2 separate regions of the Homo sapiens genome follow, and region 1 is linked to region 2. Evidence: read pairs that join two places in POLR2A ChIA-PET (ENCODE). Cell type or tissue: PC-9. All regions are shown on one strand.

Region 1 (4,000 bases), 100 kb before region 2:
AGCCAGTGGGAAAGCTGAAGAAGCCCAAGCTCTGAAAAATGAGTGTGAAAGTGACCTAGCTGAGGCGATTCCAGCCTTGGAAGCAGCTCTGTCTGCACTGGATACACTTAAGGCAAGTGTTTGAATTAGCTACTTTGTGTTTCATCAACCAAGGGAAGCTGAATATGGGTATTTGGCTTATTAGAAATGGCTGTATTTCAGTGGGTGATATTATATTGTTTTTGTCCAGTCAAATGAAACTTGGCTCTTAACAGTTTACCTTTGATATATTGTTGTTTTTATTTTATTTTATTTTTTGAGACAGAGTCTCACTTTGTTGACCAAGCTGGAGTGCAGTAGTGCAATCATGGCCCACTGCAGCCTCCATCTCCTGGGCTCAAATGATTCTCCTACCTTAGCCTCCTCAGTAACTAGGATCACAGACACACACCACTAGGCCTGGCTAATCTTTTTAAACATTTTTTTTTATAGAGACAGGGTCACCCTATGTTGCCCAGGTTGGTCTCAAATTCCTGGGCTCAAGCGATCCTCCCACCTTGGCCTCCCAAAGTGCTGGGATTACAGGCATGAGCTTCCATGCCTGGCCTATTTTTGCTTTTTATATATTATTTATAATTTTCATTGAGGATATTCTAGTGGGAATGAGACGAATAGACTCCAAGAGGCCAAAGTGGTTCTGTACATGGACCAGCAGGCATATGTTAAGTACAGTGTGCAGCCTCCTGGACCTGCATACACAGAAAAACTTAAAGGCCATTTCCAGTACAGCTGTGACTGGCACCTATCTGTACCACATTATGTTGTACGTAACTTTTTACAGGTCTTTAGGCAAGACCAGAACAACTGCACCAAGCACAGCAGGAGAGATAACATCTGTTGACTAGGGAGTCAACAGTGTATTCAGGTCCCATTCTTTGCCTTTTTTCCTAATCAATACTGTTTCATGTAACAGGCCTGACAAGACTGTAAACTCAACCTGTGGGTAATTCAGCATCTCACAGGATCGAACTCTGATTTTTCAGTAACATCAGCCCTGTAGTTATAAGACAAGATTGTTTTAGGGCATTTATAGAAATTTCCTAGTGCTGTGAATCAGGAATTTAAAACTCTGAGCTTACTATATTCTTTCTTCATGCTCTCAGTACTTTTTTTCTTTTCTTTTCTCCTTTTTTTTTTTTTTTAAGACAGGGTCTCACTCTGTCACCCAGGTTGGAGTGCAACGATGTGATCATAGCTCACCACAACCTGAAACTTTTGGGCTAAAGTAATCCCCCCCGCCCCCCACCCCAACTCAGCTTCCTGAGTAGCTGGGACTACAGTCACATGACACCATGCCTGGCTAATTTCTGGCACATTTAAGAGTCACTTATTACCCTGTGATCTTTCTGCATTCTCTCCTTAGAGATTTATTACAGCAGCTACTTAGTTTGACAAAGCCTTTAAGAGGCACTCCATTCTAGGTGACCATGAGCATTAATTTAAGTAACTTCTCCCTATGTTCCATGAATCTGCAGCACTCCATCCCCTGATATAGGATTCTTGATGGCTTCAAACTCTCACCAATTTAGGTCATTAATATTAGGTTCCCCTTTCATTGAGAGTCTGTTGCTTATACCCTTCCTGATATCAAATGCTGTATTACCTGAGTTAGAGTTCAGTTTCAGAGAAGAGAGTTGATTTTAGTATAAGTAGACAAAGATTCTTCAGGGAATTTTATAAATGGATTACAGAATTGTTGGAAGAGGTAAAAGAATCAGATCCCAGGCTGAGCTTCCAGGAATGACTCACAAAGCCACGCTGCAGAAATGGTCTACTAGAGCAGCTGTCTCTCTGAGTAGGAAGCCTCCAGAGCTTCCTACACTGCCACGTAACCTCCACTGTAATCTATATTGTCACAATGGATGTCTTGCACCCTGCCACTCTCCCCATTTGTCTGAATTCTAGTATCACTCAAGTGATCTGGAATCTAATTCTCACCCAGAACTTTAATTGCATGAAAAACTAAGATATATAGTTGTTAGCTTTCCAGCATTTGCATCTTGCAAGGAATGTCAGAAATATATTGGAGTGGGTAAGTGAATCTATACTATCTATTATAACAATATATACCTTTTTAGAAAATAGGTTTGGAATTGGGACGTACCTCTTCTTTCATCTTCTTCAATAGAACTAATATATATAAGCAAATATAGAGTTAAGTCTTTGTCTAAATTAGGATTCTTAACTTAGGTTCCACGTATGGGTGTGGTATGTGATTGTATATGTGAAAAATTATATTTTCTGGTGGATTTATAGCTGCCATTATATTCTCATAGGCATCTATGACTGACCCCTCCCAACATTTGAGAACCATTAGTCTTAATCTGTGCTGAATTCTCTTTTGTTAATTCTTTCATAACCTGAAGTAAAAAAAGAAAAAAAAAAAACTTTGATTTCAAATAAAAAGGGATGCTTTTATTATTCCCCAACATTACTTTAAAATTTTTCATTATTTAAAAGTAAACTATTCTGAATATGTCCTGTTTGTTTTTTGTTTTTTTCTTTTAGCCAGCCGACATTACGATTGTGAAATCAATGAAGAATCCTCCATCTGGTGTTAAACTAGTTATGGCTGCTGTTTGTGTCATGAAAGATATAAAACCAGAAAAAATTTCAGATCCTTCAGGGACTGGAGGCAAGGTAATAACTTGACACAGATTTGAATCATATTCATGAATGTATAGAACTTGTCAGCAGCAACTATTATCAAATATCAACAGTACCCAAATTAGGGAAGAAACATTGTTTTCCAGATATTGTCTGTATATATTCTAGGGTAAAGCTAAGACAATGTAGTGTCAAAAAACGTGGTTCCAGACCAGTCTGGCTAACCTGGTGAAACCCCGTCTCAACTAAAAATATATAAATTAGCCAGGTGCGGTGGTGGGCACCTGTCATCCCAGCTACTCAGGAGGCTGAGACAGGAGAATTGCTTGAACCCAGGAGGCAGAGGTTACAGTGAGCCAAGATTGTGCCACTGCACTCCAGCCTGGGTGACAAAGTGAGACTTCAGCTAAAAAAAAAAATATATATATATGGTTCTAGTTGCTTCCATCTCCTTTTCTGTCTATGCAGAATTCTCCACTACCATGGGCTTGGAACTAAATGAACACTGAGGTGCCTGTACTTTTCCAGCTAAGATCCTTTCTGGGTATTCCAAAACATCTGAGTTAAGCAGTATAGCAAAGTTGTTAAAAGCATGTGCCCTGGAGCTAGAATGTCTGTATTCAGAAATCCGGACCCCACTAGCAGTGTGACCTTGGTTAAGGTATTTAACATGTGTGGAATTCCATTAAAAAAAGATGGTACTCATAGTATCTACCTCAAAAAGCTAATAAGAGAATTAGATTAGTTAATACATATAAAGTTCTTAGGTGTAAAGCCTCACAAACAATAAGTACACAATAAATGTTAGCTGTTATTATTATAATTATTATTCCAGGATACATCCCTTAAAAAGGAAGGCATAGTATCCATTCTAAACTGAATTTACAGACTAATTTTATTTTCAGGTTTTTCTAATACCTGGGTTTAAATTCCTGAATTAAAGAATTAGATTTTTTTTTTTGGCCATTCTGTCCTTCATTGAGATAATAAAGAAAATATATAGGCTCTTACCTTATTAAGTTATTCTCATTTACACACACACACACACACACACACACCTCCCTATCAGGCTTCCGGAAGTAGAAAAAAAGAACTTTCAGCTGGTTATTTCAGCTCTTTTGCCAATATATGTAGCATGTGCTTTTACCCTATGGTTGGCAGAGCAATGTGTACTCTTTGGCCTTCTGCTTTCTCCTTTAATTTCGCTTGGAGAGCCTAGGTAAGTGCGGAATTTGTCTTTAAGAAAAAGTTTGCTACTTTTCTTATTTGAAAGAGTCAAAGAATAAAGGAAAATAAATTTAGAAGTAATAAAAATTTATTTTCTTATATGAAATTGTGATGGCGTTTATGCAAG
Region 2 (4,000 bases):
CAGCCTGGATGACAGAATGAGAGCCTAAATATATATATATTTACATACATACACACACACACACACACACACACACACACATACACAGTGTTCCCAAGCCTTTTATTATTATTTTTTTAACTACAAAATCATTTTCTTTACATTTCCTTACAGAAACTTAAGGGGCTTTCTATACAACATACTTTGGTGTGTTGCCAAAGTGTGGTAATGCAGAAATGATAGGCCAAAACTATCATTTTCTATGGCCTCAACCACTCCCACCAGATATGCATATTTAAATTGTGTTTTAGTCATTCATTTTCTGGGGGTAGATTCTGTTTTTGTTTTTGTTTTTTTTTTAATTTTTGGCATGTTTCAGAGTCTGGGCTGTCTTTTGTTTGTTTTTTTTCTTATTTTAAAGCAGCTACAAACATTTCCAGGACTATACTGAATAATTAAGTTCCCATTTTCTTGAAGAATAAAGATAAGTGAAAAGTTTACATTTGTGTTTCAACCACATAAGCAATGAATAATTACTCATGGCTTACAGAAAAACATAGTCCATTGATGTAAAACATTCTCAGTAAGTATTATTTGACACATGCCTTACTTTACAATCTGTTTCCTAAACACAGAATGTTCGGGTCTGGGAGTGGGTGGGAAGAACTCCTTAAGAAAGCCTGAGGGATACTTGCAGATATGCTACTTTGGGCTTAACTTCCCGTTGAACATGCCCACCACACTTCTCATTTCCCAGCTGTGCTGCGTGACTGCTATGACATGGCTGCCTTGCTGATCAACTATGGAGCAGATGTCAATCTGCGTTGTGCCAACGAGAGGACAGCTCTCCACGAAGCAGCCAAACTGGGCAGAGAGGACATGGTGAAGCTTATGCTGGTTTCTGGGGCACACCCTGACCCACAGAGCACGTATGGATTCACTCCTCTTGCTCTTGCTGCCCAAAGTGGACACACTGAAATCATGGAAATGTTACTGCGGAAAGGCAAGATCTTCTGTTTGGTCAGCACACTAACAAAGGGTAACATGATCCAGGGGTTCTCCTCTTAATGGAGAGCTTCAAAATAATAAAAGTTAACATTTAAGCCTAATATAAATGTTTGATAAAAATTATGGGTTAATAGTGATTACTGAGAAGCCTAACATAAAGACTGAATTTTTTATTAGGTCTGACATAATTTCCCTAAAGTTACTAGGATGCAGGTTACGTTTACTTAACATTCCCTCACTGTGCTAAGATGATGATGGTTTTTTAACCTTTTTGTGGTGTTGTCCTTTTCTAGAATCATAAAATCAAACACCCTGCAACATACTCTGCACATTACCTCTGCCTAAGTCCAAATCATGAGGCAGTTTAATCTGTTACCAAATGGCTTTAGATGTTAGGAAATTATTCCTGATTTCTTCTCTTTGGGTCCCAGTTTTTCACTCTAGTAATAACCAAAACTCCAAGGGAAGGGGAAAGCAACTTAAACTTATTGGGTACTATCTAAGCAAAAGCATTAAACTACCCATGTTGCCTCATAACCCTTTAAAAACTCTGTGAGGTAGGTATTATCCTAATTTTATACTTGAGGAAAGTGAGGGTCAGCCATGGTACCAGCTGCAGGACTTCCCTTCAAACATGCCCCCTCCCCTATCCCCAGCTCTGTAGCTGTGGGCATTTTGAATCCTGGCTTAACTAGCAGGGACCCTTGGCTCAGAGAACTTTGGCCTTTACTGTCTTCGAGGAGAGCTCATTGATGACACTGTTAGATGAAGCAAGGTAGGATCAATCTAAAGCTTTTTTTCAAAAAAGCAAATTTTTACCAAGATTTTTAAAAGTCTCAATAATAGAATTATCTTTATTCTCCTCCCTGTCTAGAAGTATTATTTTGTTCTTTAACAATACACAGTCCTGGTCTCCAGTATTCTAGATGGCAGAGACTCATATTTAAAAACAACCTTGTGCTTTTTAGACATTATCTAAATCTTTCCTGTCATATAGGGGAGGCTAGTTGCTAATCAATGGCCATAAGACATTTTAAGTAAGATGTTTTAAATGATCAATATAAGAAATGTCTAAAGTCATTAGCTGGAATAACAAAAATAAACATTGGAATCTTTCATCTACGAGGAAAGAGTAACCTTTTGTATAGATCATTGATTAAAATACAGAGAAAGAAGCAACAGATGTTAAATCCTTTACCCTGCAAAGAAACCAGTATCAGTTGACCTCAGTGAGTAAGCATTTCCTTTAAGTGACTCCTTACAAAGTAATTTGCACCAAGTGACACAGATGGTACATCACAGAGCCAGTATTTCAAGGTTCATCTGATTCCAAATCACATTATCACCCTGCATTGCTAGAGTGGCAACATGGCATCATAGATATAAGCCCTGGGTCTAGAATAACTGTATATGAATCCTGACTACCTTGCTTACTAGGTGTGCATCTTTGGGGAAGTCACTGAAACTCAATGAGTTTCTTCATCTTTAAAATGAGTATGTTAAGCACCTACTGCTGGGGGTTGTTACAAAGTTTAAAAATTATTATACACATAATGGAACCAGCACATAGTGGGCACTCAATAAGCAGAGGCTTATTGGACTTCTAAGGCATTCTTGGAATGGGGTTCTTGGGCAGCCACTGGACCCTGATGACTCTTATGGAGTCTGTGTTAAATTAAAGTCACTACATCTTTTTTATATGAGCTTCAGAATGCTCTCCGTAACTTTTGTCCATTCAAATGCTACTCTTTCTTCAGAGCCCATTTTACTGGGAACACTTCCACAACTGACCCAAACTCTTTTCTCCTTCCTTCACCTCCCAGCTCCCCTTACAACCCCAGCCCCCCTTACAACCCCAGCCCTAGATCTTCTAGAAGACCTTTTGCCTGTCCCTGTACTCTTATTATTCACATCACTCACATAACACTTAACATACAGGGTGTAAGTTAAGCATTCTTAATCTGAAAATCTGAAATCCAGAATCTTCCAAAATCTGAAACTTTTTGAACATCAACATGATGCTCAAAAGAAATTCCTACTGGAGCATTTCAGATTTCGGATTTCTGGATTTGGGACTTGTAAGTATAATGCAACTTGTAAGTGTAGTGCAAATATTTTTTTTAAAAACCCTGAAATATGAAACACTTCTGGTCCCAAGCATTTTGGATAAGGGATACTCTGTACTAATAACTACAACAACTTACCTCTTTGGCTATTGGCAGTTCCTAACCTCAATTAAAAACAGTTACAGTGTCTCCTACTATGGTCCCCTACGAACAAGCTAAAACAGAACAAATGCCCTTTTCCACCAAAACAGTATCATTAGATGGCATGGTATTATAGTTTGATAGATTTGTTAGTACCATCCTATATGTGTGTTATGAGTTAAGTGGGCTTTTATAGGCTGGTCTAGAAATAAAAGCAACTTTTATAACAGTATTTCTACTGGAATTTTCAAGTTCCAAACAAATGGACATCAAATTACTTCAAAAACTAACCTACTTATAATTTAGAAACTGCCATTTTTTTCTTCCCCAACTAGTTTATAAGTTACTTGAGAGCAGGAGGTATATATTCTGTTACTTTGATTCTTGGTGCTTTGCTAGAGTGCGTGCTCACTAATTGCTTTTTGGTGATGGGGATATATTTTTAAGATTGCTCAAGAAATACAGTGGAAAATAATTTTTGCATTAACAAGAGTCTTTCTCCTCTTAGGAGCTAATGCTCATGGTCAGGCCTCTGATTCTTCTTCCATCTTACTTGAAGCCGCAAGTGGAGGAAATCCAGATGCTGTGGCTCTCTTGCTGGAGTATGGAGCTGATGCCAACATCCCTAAGAATTCAGGCCACCTGCCCATCCATGTGGCAGCTGACAGGGGCCACTTACTGTTAAGTTCAATTACATTATTATAAATAATAAAAACAGTAATAGCTACCTTTTATTTTGTGCTGCTTCTAGGAACTTTATAATCTTTAATCACTGATCCCACAATCTAAACATACTTTTTTTTTTT

What was found. ChIA-PET counts read pairs that join two places held together with the same protein. Peaks named below come from ENCODE experiments on the same cell type or tissue, not always from the same donor. Only the 100,000 strongest peaks of a DNase experiment are listed, where the experiment ranks them.
Region 1: POLR2A ChIA-PET joins it to region 2 with 8 read pairs; 3 of 35 experiments call an interaction of 5 or more read pairs at or near these places.

Annotation. Positions count from the first base shown.
Region 1 is chr3:57,380,941-57,384,940 of GRCh38, reverse strand. DNAH12 (dynein axonemal heavy chain 12) reads left to right here. Exons shown (of 74, transcript NM_001366028.2): 49 at 1-112; 50 at 2,548-2,679. Among named protein-coding and RNA genes, the nearest start is that of ASB14, 90 kb to the right of the region's middle. In PC-9, no CTCF peak of the experiment used is centred here; no DNase peak of the experiment used is centred here.
Region 2 is chr3:57,280,176-57,284,175 of GRCh38, reverse strand. ASB14 (ankyrin repeat and SOCS box containing 14) reads left to right here. Exons shown (of 11, transcript NM_001142733.3): 6 at 737-982; 7 at 3,703-3,874. Among named protein-coding and RNA genes, the nearest start is that of ASB14, 11 kb to the left of the region's middle. In PC-9, no CTCF peak of the experiment used is centred here; a DNase peak (open chromatin) is centred at 2,265.